Regions from separate parts of the Mus musculus genome. Here all the other regions are linked to region 1. Evidence: chromatin contacts called from ENCODE Hi-C or POLR2A ChIA-PET data. All regions are on one chromosome and are shown on one strand. The core of a region is the stretch at or near the end of the contact, and the rest is flanking DNA. Distances in the headings are between cores, read along the strand shown.

Region 1 (4,674 bases), core at 888-3,387:
AAAAGCAGCTGACAATAAACAAACAAACAAACGGCATTTTGGCCATTCAGTCTCACATTTGCAAGCAATTAGAATACAAGGCTGGTTAGGAAAAAGTTAAGCTTCAAAATGATTCCAAATATCTGATTTTGTGTCCCAGCCAGAGTCCAACAAAGTTTTTTCAAAAACTTTAGCCTTCAATTTAAAAAACAAAACAAAAAACCCCCCCAAAAAAAAAAAAAAAAAAAAAAAAAAAAAAACCCCAAACATTTTCAGGAATCCAACGCCTGGTTCAGTCTGTTCCAAGTAGCCCTCTTGCTAAAAATCCATGTGCACTATTAACTGGTTTTGGCAGCACCATTTAAAAATAATCCTGTTCACTATCAACCACGAAAACCAGGGATATAAAATAGGAGCAAATAATGGGTGTCAATCATGGTTGTAAAAAAATAGTTAACGAGAGAAAAGTAGTCAGGCACCAGTACGAGCAGCAGAAAACAATCGCTGGGCCAGAGATTACACTTCTTGTTACTCGAGGACACATTCACTCCTAATTGTAGCTGCTTTCTAGTGGGTGCCATTGTACCATAGGCATCAGCCACCCTTCAGGCACCCTATGGTGAAAGGAAAGGGCTTTGACTAAAAGCCAAGCAGTGAAGTGATGGTACCTGAAACAGCCATTATGCAGTAAGAAGCAGCTCACATATACCAGGGACTCAAATGGGGGCTTCATATTGGTTGTGAAGGGTCCCAGATGACATGTAGGCCTCAGTTTCCTCCCGGTGGCAAAAACTGTTCTAAACTCTTCTGGGTCATAGCCCCCTTTGAAAACTCGCTACTGAAGGATCTACTCATCCCCCTAGAAAACACTTTCCCACGTGTTTCTGTACAGAAGAAGTTCAGGGAACCTTCCCATCTCCAACTCCAATAAAAGGTTCCCGAATTTAATTTCAGGGAATGAGCAATTGTTATGACTTCTTGCAACTCAAAGGAAAAAAAAACAATAATCATCTTTCTGTAAACCGACACTTTTGAAGAGAGCTTCCAATTCCATACACACACTGATAGGCAGAGGAGGAAACTGAGGCGCAGACAGATTACAGAGTGACTTGCCTAAGGTCACTCGGCCAGCGAGTGGCTAGGCCCGGAAGCAAACCCAGATCTTCCGACTCCGGAGCTCGAATCCCCACCCCGGAGCTGCCGCCAGCGCTCTCGCTCCCCACTAAGGTGGCATAAGTAGGAAAAGGCAAAGGAGGAAGCCCACCACCAACCATCCTCCAGCTCCCTCTTGACCCTCCAACTGGGTCCTAGCAGGCCCCGAGGGGTGGCGCCAGGCCTCCAGGCCAGCCCCGGCCACCCCAGCTTCCCCCGCCGCCTCCCCGGGAGCGGGGCGGAGTTGCCCGCCGCCGCCAACCACCCGGACGACCCCTCGTCGGATCGCAAAAGCATAGGCCGCCGCCCGAGTTCTGCGTACGAGAAGAAAGACGCGGCGCGAGCGCCAACGGCCACCGGGCGCGCGCCGCGGCGGCCGGGCCTGCGCCCCAAGAGCTGGATGCCAGAGCAGGAGAAAGAGCCGCCAACCGATCGCTCGATCGACCGCACGCCCGCTCCTTCGCCCTACCAGACCGGGGAGGGGGGGAGGGCGCGCCAGGGCTTCTTCGAGTTAGGGGCCTGACTCCCCGGCGACAAGACAAGATGGCTCCTCCGCTCTGCTCTGCAGCTACCGTCCCGGCTGCGTCTCTCGGCCCGCCCCCGGTACTGTTCCTTTAAATGGCCGAGAGGGGTCAGGAAAGCAGGAAGAGAGGCGCGCGCCCTCACGTGATGGGGGCGGACCGGCCAAACAAGATCCGGTCACGTGGACCGACGTCGCTCGCCAATCAGAAGGTGGAGTCTCAGGGCGGGGGCGGGAAGACTTCGAGCTCTGTGATTGGCCGAAGGTGCGCTGGAGGCCTCGGCGGCCGGGCCGTCGGGAGTGAGCGAGGTGATTCGCGCTGCGTGCGCTTACGGAGACAAAGCGGTGGCTGAGGTAGCGGTGGCGCGGGCAGCACCGGCCGCAAAGCCGTACTGAACGCTGAATCTCGTGACGCCCAGCCTGTCATCGTCTGTTGAGGCGCGGCGTGTCGTGTCGTGTCGCGGCGCGGGCGGGCGGCGGCGGCGGCGGCGGCAGCGGCAGCGGAGGCAGCACATGGTTCCAAGAGCGCGCTGCGGTGGTTGAGTTCCAATTCCACGGGGAGGGACAAAGGCATCTGCGAGCTGCAGGCAACGCCCGATCGGATCTGGTGGTGCACTCGCCACTTTCCTCTGTTCTCCCAGGCTCTGGGACTAACTCCTGTCTGTCGGTAGCGAGGAGGTGGCCACAGGACCCAGGCCTGGGAAGGCCCGAGGGCCCGAGGCCATCTTCTGAAGGGTGTGGGGGAAGGGCGCACCTGAGGTGATTCGGGAGGGTAGGTTGTGAGGTGTTTCTGTGGGCCACTGTGAGTAATTTCACCCACAACCTGTGGTGATTGTGGCATAATAGCAAGCTGTGTTTGGGCGGGGTTTGGGAAAAGAAATCTGTCAGTCAGCACCAAGGACCTTTCTGTTGGAAAGCGGTGAAGCCAGAAGTAGCCTCCACTCCACTGCACTGTCCAGTAGAGCACTCTTTTGAGGAGCCTGGTGTCTTCGGTGGTGACAAAGTCTTCGGTGGTAATGAAGTAGGTGAACCGTCAGAAGTAGGTCAATTTCCTGAATTTAGGAGAACAGAAAAGGACTTGAACGTGAAGTTGAAGCTGTAAACCTCCAAGTTTGAAGACCATTCAGAACCGTTCACTTTTGATGTGCGTCGGAATTGTGTGAAGAAAGCTTGACCCCCCGGAGCACTTAAGGACAGTAGGTTTCGAATATAGTTCTTTCCAAAGTATTACATCAGAGTCATTGAAATACTTAAATCACTCGCAGTTTTAAATATCTGCCTGTATTTTGAATAGATACTAGGGAAATTTTTTTTTTATGTGTCACTAAGAAGCACAAATTTACCCTTTACTGATCAGAATCCTGGGGAAATCGATTTCACTATATGTACTTTCCTGTTAACCGGCAAAGACTGAAGACTCATTGCTGTCATGGCCTTCACCAATTACAGCAGTCTCAACCGAGCTCAACTAACCTTTGAATATCTCCACACAAATTCGTAAGTATCTTGTTAGGTGCCACTGAGGTAACCAGTAACTCCTCCTTGATGTTAATATGGAAATCCTTTCTCCAGAAAATTTTGCTTTTTTATTCTTTGGCTTGTGTCATTGGAGTAAGATGTATCACTGGATGTCTTGAGCTCTGTATTGAAGAACTGAGATCAGTGAATTATTTGTTGGTAATCTAGAAGAAAATGATTTCACTTACTGGATCAAAAATTTCAAAATACAAACTTTATATCATATTGAGTTGTTTCATCCAAGTGTTTAATAGGAATCCAGCAAAACTGCTCTTTGGATCATCAAAATTTGGACCATCTAGTATCAACTGTTGCACATCTTTAGTAACATCCTAGACAATTGGGTTTATAACAAGTGTTTCTAACAACAGCAACAACCACAAGATGATGATGACAAAAATGACCAACTTGGAAGAAGAAAGCATTTGTTAATTTTCAGCAAACAATTGGTTTTGTCATTTTGGCAAATTGGCTGTAAATCCAATGTAGTTTATATATGCTAAGGAAGAGTGGAAGTTTCTTTAAAGGCCTTGATTTAGGTAGTCTTTTTCCAAAGTATGTGAAATCACAGAAGGATGCTGTGTTCATGGTCTTGAGTAAGTGAAGAGATTAACATCATTACCATTTGGTATGGAATATTTTAGGGTTTGTGTATTTGTTTAGTTAATTAGTTTGGAAACAGGGTCTTTCTACCTAGCCCAGCCAGGCCTGAACCAGACCAGGCTAGTCTGGAACTCAGAGATCTGCCTGCCTCTGCCTCCTAAGTGCTAGAATTATAGGTGTGTGCCACCAAGCCCTTCATTAGGTTATCTTGCCAAAATCTAATCTTTCCATTCACCTCCTAAATGCTGGGATTATAGGTGTATGCTACCAAGCCCTTCATTAAGTTATCTTGTCGGAGTCTAATCTTTCAGTTCACCTGTTACTTTTGGGTTCAAGGTAAGTATTAGAGTATTTGGATAAGGAGGTAAAGAAAACCTAGATGAATAAATGGTCCAGTTAGAAAAAACATCTGCAGAGTAGAGACCATAGACTTCAGGTATCTCATAATAGTACAGTAATTTTCTAGTCTTTTGTGATTCCATGATACTTAAAAAAAACTTTTGAATAGTAAATTTTTCTGAGCAGTGATTTGTTCAATGCCAAGAGGTTTAATTTTGCATTATTTAGGAAGGTTTTTGGTTTGTTTGTTTCTTCCTTCCTTTCTTTTAATTGAGGTAGATCACAGAGAGAGATGGTACCACAGAGATTACCTTGGATACAGATTATGAATCTGGAACCTAGGTCACTGATCAAAGATGCTAGCACAGCCTTTGGCCACACTTTCGATATTCTTTATATTTGAGCTACATATTAAGAATAAGCAGATGAAGAGACTTAAATGTTCATGGCTGCGTGTGTTCTATAAAGGGGTCAGATTTGAATTTTGACCTGGCAGAGCAAATTTGGAATTATAAATATACTGAAACTTGGATGACCCTGAACTGGCCTTCAAAAATCTGTCT
Region 2 (4,674 bases), core at 1,439-3,938, 310 kb after region 1:
TGTGTAGCCTTGACTGTCCTGGAACTCACTCTGTAGACCAGGCTGGCCTCGAACTCAGAGACCTGCCTGCCTCTACCTCCCAAGTGCTGGGATTTAAGGCGTGCGCTACCATGCCGGGCTCCCAATGAATTTCTTGTGAGGTTTTTTTGTGCAGTGTGACTTTGTGGTTTTCCTTAGCTCCTGACTGCCAAGATGCCTTTCCCCTCAGAGCTGTAACACCTCAGTGTTCATGTGCGAATGTGCAACTATTGTGGTGCTAGGAAGCACTCATGAACCCCAAAACAACACCAAGGAGCCCTTTCCAATGTAATAGCATTAGGGTCTCTTTATGACAAGCCCTGGCTTGGGCCCCCCTCTAATCCAACCCTGACATAGCAGGATGGGAAGGGAAGGAGGAACAGCCTCGAACAGGATACATTTTATAGGAAAATAGGAGCAAGTGAGGGATGAGGGAGGGGGTGTCAAGTCTGGCAAGCATCTCATAGAGTGACTATAAGCCAACAGGTTAGTGCTCTGAAGAAAGACCGTATACAATCACAAATGGTCTGAAAATGCATCTGAAACCGACTAATCTTTGATTAACTGTTGTTAGGGAGTAGCTAGGGAGTGACTCTGGCCAACAGCAAGCCGTGGGGTCCTTCCTGGTACATGGGTACAGCTTGGGCTCTGCTGCAGGTCATGTTCTCAGGCTCCCTTTTCTTTAAGATGAAGGCTGGGCCCAAGATGGAGTAGGTTTGGCCTCTCACTATATGTTCAGATGTGTATGAATAAAGTTGACTGGTTGTTTTGTTTTAGTGTTTTTGTTGTTGTTGTTTTGACAGGATTTCCCTGCATGGCCCCCACTCTCCTGGAACTAACTCTATAGACTAGTCTGGCCCTGGACTCAGAGATCCTACTGCCTCTGTTTCCAGGGTGCTGGGAATAAAGGTGTTTGCCACCACGCCTAGCTGATGTTTCCCCTTTTTAAAAGAAAGAGAAGTGCTTGCTAAACCTAAAACTGCTAACTTTTGTAATGCTAGGCTGACTGGCAAGTGAGCTTAAGGGATCCAATTATCCCATGTCCAAATTAGTGATTCCCTTCTCTCTCCTACCAGATCTGGTATTACAGCCCCCACTGCAACTTTTGTTTTGTTTTCTTGAGACAAGGTTTCTTTTGTGACTCTGGCTGTCCTGGACCGCACTCTGAGGACCAGGTTGGCCTAGAACTCAGAGATTCACCAGCCTCTGCCTTCCGAGTGCCTGCACACAACTTTTTTTTTTTTTTTGGATTTTGGTACTTTATTTTAGTATAAATATATATTCAACATATGGAAATCACAGTTTCTTTTTTAAAGAGATAAATATGCTTACTGTATCAAGTATACAAAACCACTCTTATAAATACTGATAAAGAGAATGTTCATTCTTATTAAACTCATCTTTCAAAGTTACATTTCAGCTATACATGACTTTAAGCAGAAAACCAAGAATTTTTTTAACATTTTGAAGTAAAAGTAATAAAATTTAAAGGAAATTGATAAAAAAGTCATAAATTTTAACTTTTTTATAAACATGAAATTACCACCTTTAAGACTGACTTAAACCTATCATCAGATCTCATAAGTTTAAAAATTATCTTTATAGATGGAATGATATGTTTTAAATGTGCGCACAACTTTTATGTGTGTGTTGCAGATCTGAACTCCATATCCTTATGCTTGCATGTCAGGAATTCTGTCCACTGGGCCATCTCCTCAGTCCTGTTTTGTTTTCTTGGTTTTGTTGTTTTGAAACACTATCTCTAGCACAGGCTGGCCTGAAACTTGTGCTCTCCCAGCCTCAGACTCCTGTGTGCTGGGATTACAGGCACCACCATCATGCTATGCCTTCCATTATTTTTCTTTCTTTTCATTTTTGTTTTGTTTCGACAGTGCGTCACTCAATACCCTCGCTGTCCTGGAACTTAGCCTCGGACTCACAGAGATCCGTCCCTTCTGCCTCAACTCATTCCCCAAATATAAGCAGTTCCTTAGACCCTCTCCGTGTCCGTGGGAGGTCAAAGGTCGGCCTTTGCTCTATTTTATTCTAACTTGAACAAACTAGGTGCAGCTGAATCTAAGGTCAACAAGGCAAAATCTGGTCAGCTGGGTTTACAACGCCTAGCAACCGTTGCCATGACAATTGAACTCCCTTAAACTCACTGGCCTAGCATTACAAAAACTAGTAGCTTTAGGTTTAGTGAGCATTTCTGTTTTTGTTTGTTTGTTTGGTTGGTTTGGTTTTTAAAGAAAACATCAGCCAGGCGTGGTGACACACATCTTTAATCCCAGTACTCTGGAGGCAGAGGCAGGCGGATCTCTGGATTAGAGGCCAAACTACAGAGCTCTCTGAATCCCAGAAGGCTCCGGGCTGTCTGTCTCCCATCCCTTCAGTCCTGCTGTATCCCAAAATGCACTGGGGCTCGCGTGCTCAAACAACCGTGTCTAGGGTGCTTATAAAACTGCCTAAATTTCCATGTTGCTTTAAAGCTTGTCTATAGATTTTGGTAACTAAGAAAAGAACTGAAAGAACTACCACAATTGTTGAGCTTTAGAGAATTTGGTTGTAAATAACGAGGTCGCCAAAAGCACAACTTTCTCTGGATTTGTACAGGCATATTTTCAGACAGCCCTCAGCTGGCGGCGTGGGGTCCTTCAGGGCCCTAGGCAGGGCACGTGCGGGAGGAAGTAGCTCTGGTGTTCTGGCTGCCTTGAATTTCTCAACGTGGAGCTATGGGAGGTCTGGAGAAGAAGAAGGTGAGTGAGTTCCAGCGGAGGTCGGAGCTCCGGCTTTATCACTTTCCCTGGCCTCTGGGGACCGAGAAGTCTTGAGACGGCCGCCGGAGCGAACCTTCTGCACGTAGGCCCCTGGAAGCCGGGAAGAACTGTGACGGGCTTTCTGTGGAAGGAGTTGTGGAGACAGGCGGAGCCGCCAAAAGAGTGATCAGTGACCAACGGGACGTAGAATTCATTATCAAGACTTGGGACTTTCTTAATTGAGCCAGGCCCGGTCCTAGGTACTGGGAATTGAGAAGTAAGCAGTCAGATGCGGCCCCGCTTTCCCAGTGTCAACTTCAGATAAAGTGGCTAAGGGTTTTTAAGTGCGCTCCTGAGAAAGGGAGGGAGGGAGGAGCAGTAGAGTGGAGAGTATCAACAGGCGCTTAATCCGATTAGTGTTGTCTTGTAGGTCCTCTTCTGACGTAGCATTTTAGTGGAAATCAGTACTTAAAGAACACTTTAGTCTGGGGCATGAAAATGTTGGGAAGTGTGGATGGTCCCCAACCTTCCCCTAAGAGAATTCTCGGCACTCAGAGAAAGGAGAGACTAATATCAGCGTGCAGCTGTAGCTTCCAGCCGTCTCTTAGCCGTCTCTGTGTTTGATGGTTTATATGGGGTTAGGCGTTGTCACAATCTTATATTTTAGGATGACCCTTTTGTTCCTTTACAGGCTCTGGTTATGATAGTTTTATCTTTAGCAGATGGAACTTGCTATCCGTGTGATATTGGTGGTGCTCAATTCTCAAGGGAGAAAATGACCTTTTTTTTTTTTTTCTTTAGAAAAGGGGAAAGGGTGAGCAGGTTAAAAGCAGAAGTCAGTGCAGTTTTAGCTCTGTTGTCTCAGATTAGAGACAGTTTCTTCTTCCTATGCAACCTTGTTTCCCAAGTTTAAGCTTCTTAATCATAATTAATGTGAAAGCTTGCTGTTTTTCTTTTTTCATTCAGAAGTGCTTAGCAGAGAAAACAGAAGTGAATTCCACGGCCAGTAGGAAAGAGAGGCAGGTGGTGTGCAGGGTTTTGGACAGACAGTAGCATGGCTGTGAGATGTAAATAAGTGAGGTGCTGTCTAGGTGAGGCTGGGGCCGTATCATGTGAGGCTGGAACTTATTCTGAGTGGAGAAGACAAAGAAAGTAAGTGACTTGATCTGAGTTATTCTTGCTTCTGTAAGGAGACTGTGGGTATGAAGTAACTTTGGGATAGGAATGAAGAAGATGAGATGGGCTCAAGTCTTTCCTTTGACTTGCAAGTTTCTGGTAACAATCTGCTTTGTTGTTTTTAATTACTTTTTTTAAAGTTATTTTTTATTTATTTTTATGTATATGAGTGCTCTATCTGCATGTATACCCGCATGCCAGAATAGGGCATCAGATCTCATTATGGATGGTTGTGAGCCACAATGTGGTTGCTGGGAATTGAACTCTGAACCTCTGGAAGAGCAGCCAGTTCTCTTAACCACGGAGCCATCTCCCCAGCCCCTTTAATTACTTTTTTGAGACTATAATTGCATTATTCCCCCTTTCCCTCCAAACCTTTCCATATATTCTCACTTGCTCTCCTTCAAATTCATGGCCTCTTTTTAAAATGATTTTTATATAACATAGTATATATATGTTCCTAAATACATAAATACACCTGCTATATACTAGTGTGTGTGTGTGTGTGTGTGTGTGTGTGTGTGTCAGTCAGTGTGTGTCAGCGTCAGGGTTGACTGTTTGGTATTGGATAGCTAATTGGTCTGTTCTTCCCTGGGTAATACTGTTTCTCCCACTCACAGTATTGGTTGCCTGTAGGGTTCACATCTCTTGGCCTTTCTTCTATCCATGTTAGCAAGTCTGTTGTCCTTGTTCAGCTTATGTTTAGGCAGCCATGTTGAGAGAC
Region 3 (4,674 bases), core at 910-3,409, 320 kb before region 1:
TGTGACTCTCTCCCCCAGACTCATGCCACCATCTAGTGTGGAAAACAGCCCTCCTGCCTCACCTTCCTATGATGGGCATGCACCCAGCTTGTATACGTTCTCTATCCAGCTAAACACACTCCATTTGTCTCTCTCTTGCCTTGTATCACTTTCTTTTCTGTGATAATGCTGATGTTTTAAATATCATGCCTCTCCCATCCAGAATTTAAGCTTCATAAGAGTACAAATTCAAATATTTTTGTTCACACAATGAAGTCCCAGTATCTAAAAATACCAGCTAATATGGAGGTTTTCAAAATTAAATATTTGTAAAATTAACAAAAACATTTACCAAACTTTAAAAAAATATTTTTTTGGCACAGTGCCTCGTGTAGCCAGTGCTGGCTTCAAACGTCCTCTGTACATGCCCAAGGATGACCTTGAACTTCTGACCCTCCTGTCTCCGACTCCAGAGCTGGGATTCCAGACTTGTACTCCCCTACTCAGAATGTTGCATTAGGGATCAACAAAAGGGTTCTGACATGTCAACTGAGGTGTTTTAAAAGGACAAGGCTCTGCACCTATGAGATCTGAGCTCAAATCTTTAGCGCACACATTAAAAGCCAGACATGGTTATGTGTACCTAAAACCCAGCACTGGAGAGCATAGACAGGGTCCCCACAACTGGAGAATGTAGCCAGGAGCCAGCAGCCCAGCTTAAAGGTCACACTTTTGGTCCAGTAAGAGAACCTGTTTCAAGGTAGTAAGACACTGGGCATCCTGTTCTGACTTCCTTATTTACACACATGGGCACACACCATGTGATCTGACCCTACACACACACATACCACACACATATATACACACCACATGCACACCCCCCCACCCCTCCCCAACCCCACCCCCACACGCACACACACGCACTCTTTGGGGGGCGGTGTTTATATGTGTGTTTTGCCAGCATATGTGTATGTGCATGACTGAGTATCAGAGGAGGGAGTCCATATTCTGGATCTGGACACAGATGGCCTTATGCTAAGTGCTGGGAACTGAACTAAGTGCTCCGCAAGAGCAACAAGTGCTCGTAACTAATGAGCCACCTCCCCAGTCCGGACAATGGTTTTAAAAGGCATGTCAGGTGGTTTGGGGACATGGTTCAGAGACTAGGAGTACTTGCTGCTCTTCAAGAAGAGCTGACCCGAGTTCCACTGCCTACTTCAGCTACCTCCCATGGTCGACAACTGCCTATAACCCCAGTTCTTGAGGCCCTGAAGTTTTCCTATGGCCTGAGTACAGACACAGATAAACCCACAAATAAAAATAACCCTTTTCTTCTTAAAAGACACATCAGGGTTCAATCACTTCTCATAGTTAGAATCACATTAGCTTTCCACTATGATAAAGTCTATAAAACTTACTTCATAGTGTTATTTTTTTCCTCCCTACATTGTGGCAAGATCAAAACAGAGTTTCTATTCTTGGATTTGCCCCAGTCACAAGGTAGTCTTGGCAAACCACCCTGTTCTCTCAGTTTACTGAGGCTGCTTGGGAACTTCAACTGCCAGCCAAATAGAAACTCCAAAAGCCCTAAGTTATGTGGATGTGGTTTAACTGTAGACACAAATTATTGCAACTAGATTTCCTATATACTGCTTGAGGGGAGTTGGAAGGAAGACATTTTACTTCTGGGCTGGTAAAAAGGGTGGACTTTACAATATAGCTAAAGGAATTCAATGTTTGTGTAACATGTATTTTCAGCTAATGATACCCTTTCTGTGTTCCTACTATATATGGATAACCCAAACCTCAAATGTTAGTAAAGGAATGTGACTGAACTGGCCCTAGCAAAGTACAATTTAAATATATTGCTTCCAGACAGATAATTCTTAGTTGTGCTGTCTATGTGGTCTTAAATTCTTCCTGCTTCTGCAATCAGCATCCGCTCTTACAACTGTGTAGTGCTTTTGGGGCTCCTAATCCACCCCACTCCACGATGCCTTCTGACACAGTGACTCTGTACTCACACTGGTGGAAAAGGAAGAAAAGCCCTGGGCATGCAGTTGTGCAGGTCTCACGCGGAGCTGCTGCTAAGCAAAACCTCTCTGCCACTCTCGGCTTGGCTGAGTTCCTCTCTTGGCTCAGGGTTAGTGATCTGGTAAGGTCTAGGAGGCTTAGGACCCAGGGGGCGCCTTTCAGCTGAAAAACACCTCGGCTGCAGCAAGCTAGCTGGGAAGCTCCCAGTTCTAAAGAGAGGCTGTTTACCAGAAGAGCATAACAGGGGCCGGCCAGTCTGACTGCAAGGAGACAAAACTGCTGCCAAGGAGGACCCCCCCCCCCCATTTGGACACTGGCTGTTGAGTCACCTGCGAGCCGAAGAGACGAGGATGCTGTTGGCTTGGGTACACACATTTCTTCTCAGCAACATGCTTCTGGCAGAAGCCTATGGATCTGGAGGTGAGATTACGTTTTCTCCCCCTTTCTGCAGCAACTTAAATGAAACAGATTCCCCAAACGTGGTCAGGCCGACAGGGAAGGAAGGTTTTGGCTGCTTTTCTCGTTATCCTACGAAAGCATTCTTCTCTCCTCTCTCCTTCCTTGCCAGAGGCTTGCAGCTCCATCTTTGCCATTAAGAACAAAGACAAGTAGTCACTTTCTCTTTCCCTTTCCTTTCACACGAGTGGATGGAGTGGAATTCGTCTCTTCTACTCCCCAGAGTCTTACCCTTTTAAAGTCCGTTTGCTTTGTGTGGCAGGCGCACGAACCTCCCCTCTCCAGCCTCCTCCCGTGGCTCTCTGCTGAGGGGAGTGGGAGCTTAAGAGATGAGGCAGAGACCCTCAGCTGGGGTCTCTATTGGATCTTTTGCTTCCCTGAATCAAAGGCTTTTGTGGAATTCTCTTGGGAGCTGGCGGTGTCTGTTAAACTAGCAGAAAGTGGCTGTATTCGTAGAGAAGGGAACACCAGTTTATATAACATTGACTTCTCAACACTGGGATGACTTCCATGTCTGACTGCCCAGAACCAAACTCACCATCTCCACAGAAAGACCTTAGGGAGAAAGACCTTCTTGTACCTTCAAAGTGGTCCCAAGTCCAAGAATAACAACCCTTTGCAGTTGTGCAGCGATCTTAAGCTTTTTTAAAAGGAAGGAAGGAAGGAAGGAAGGAAGGAAGGAAGGAAGGAAGGAAGGAAGGAAGGAAGGAAGGGAAGGGAAGGGAAGGGAAGGGAAGGAAGAAGAAAGCTAAATCGAGTGTTGTGTGTGGACCAAACGCCGCCAGGGGCGTGACACTCTGAGGTACACAGGGCTTTCTCCCGCGGGGCCAGAGAAACGCACTAAGAGTCTCGGGCGGGTTCCTCTTCCTCATAGGCTGCTTCTGGGACAACGGCCACCTGTACCGGGAGGACCAGCCCTCGCCCGCGCCGGGTCTCCGCTGCCTCAACTGGTTGGCCGCGCAAGGCAGCCGCGAGTCGCTCACCGAGCCCAGTGAGTGTCCGCCGGGGAGGCGGGCGGGGTTGGTGGGCGGCGGCCGCGGCCCTTGACTCCTCTTCTCCCCACCTCAGGCCCGGGCAACCACAACTACTGCCGGAACCCGGACCAGGACCCGCGCGGGCCCTGGTGCTACATCAGCAGCGAGACCGGCGTCCCTGAAAAGCGGCCCTGCGAGGACGTGAGTTGCCCAGGTACTCGCCCTGGGACCACGGGTAAGGGACTCCAGCCCTGTGCGCCGAGCAGCGCTGCAGCGGTTACACCCGCCGCGCACGTGCGGCCGCTCGACGCCCGTCCCGCCCCGTCCCCACCCCCGCGCCGTCCGATTGGCCAGAGCTATCTCCAGGCAGCGGAGCTCAAAGCCCATTGGCCGCCGCAGCATTCGGAGTGAGCTCATCCTCTGCGAGCGCTTGTAAACAACGGTGGGAGGCAGCTTGCCTGCCTGTTCCGCCAAGCGCCCCGCCAGCCTTTACTGTGTAGCGGATGCTGTGAGCCAGGCCCCATGCTCACAGTCCCCGGGGAGAAGCTGTGTGAGGGCTCTGAGTCACCCAGAAGTTTGACCACCTGCCAAAGGCAATGGGTGTGTTCTGATTTGAATTCAAAGCTTTTAGACTTCAGAAAACTAAAATAGTTCTCTAGGATTAGATGAGGTGGTCAAGGTTAAGCACTTAACACTGGGATTGGCAGGAATCTTGTACGCAGTGTGGATTGTCTTCTGCTGTGAAGACCTGTGCAGTCTCTGGAGAAACCGCGTGGCAATCCCAGCAAGGTGTTGGAAGATCACAAAGACTGAAGCAGACAAGTGGGAGGCCAGAGAGAGGCTATTGTTTCTTGAGACCATTTCCTCACATTTGCCTTGTAATATCCCAGCATCCGTGCAGCCCTTTCAGGCCTGATTTTGCCCCTGGGGCAGGGGAGTTGTTTTCCCCCTTTCTGTTTTTGTGATAGGATCTCATTTTGCGGCCGGCTTGTTTGGCTGGCAGGGATTCACAGAGATGTTCCTTAATTCAGGTGTTCACCACCACTCCTGGCCTGGGGCAGGATTTGATATCAGTTTAGGGGAGCATTTTAGGGAAGACCCTTCCCGAAACATCCCCAACAGTCTTGTCAGGTTTGGCTGTAGAATGCACTTAGGACAGTCTTTGATGAGAGCTATTTCTCACCTCACCTCCAGAGACCACTTCCCAAGCACCACCGCCATCCTCTGCCAT

What was found. A loop is a pair of places that touch in the nucleus more often than their neighbours do. ChIA-PET counts read pairs that join two places held with the same protein, here RNA polymerase II (POLR2A).
Region 2: POLR2A ChIA-PET joins it to region 1 with 15 read pairs in embryonic stem cell. The contact joins the promoter of Pes1 here to the promoter of Morc2a in region 1. POLR2A ChIA-PET finds 5 or more read pairs at or near these places in 4 of 5 experiments (Patski and embryonic stem cell).
Region 3: POLR2A ChIA-PET joins it to region 1 with 14 read pairs in embryonic stem cell. The contact joins the promoter of Pik3ip1 here to the promoter of Morc2a in region 1. A Hi-C loop is called at or near these places in 1 of 37 maps with a recorded cell type or tissue (T-helper 1 cell). POLR2A ChIA-PET finds 5 or more read pairs at or near these places in 3 of 5 experiments (Patski and embryonic stem cell).

The regions. Positions count from the first base shown.
Region 1 is chr11:3,647,300-3,651,973 of GRCm38, forward strand. It overlaps Morc2a (microrchidia 2A), which reads left to right and starts at 2,138. Exons shown (of 27, transcript NM_001159288.2): 1 at 2,138-2,847; 2 at 3,009-3,148. The coding sequence starts at 3,081. It overlaps Tug1 (taurine upregulated gene 1), which reads right to left and starts at 1,515. Exons shown (of 4, transcript NR_002321.2): 1 at 1,454-1,515.
Region 2 is chr11:3,961,287-3,965,960 of GRCm38, forward strand. It overlaps Pes1 (pescadillo ribosomal biogenesis factor 1), which reads left to right and starts at 2,689. Exons shown (of 15, transcript NM_022889.3): 1 at 2,689-2,774. The coding sequence starts at 2,751.
Region 3 is chr11:3,328,572-3,333,245 of GRCm38, forward strand. Pik3ip1 (phosphoinositide-3-kinase interacting protein 1) reads left to right here and starts at 2,160. Exons shown (of 6, transcript NM_178149.4): 1 at 2,160-2,433; 2 at 3,344-3,460; 3 at 3,538-3,657; 4 at 4,638-4,674. The coding sequence starts at 2,364. Gm12592 (predicted gene 12592) reads right to left here and starts at 2,619. Exons shown (of 2, transcript NR_165248.1): 1 at 2,343-2,619.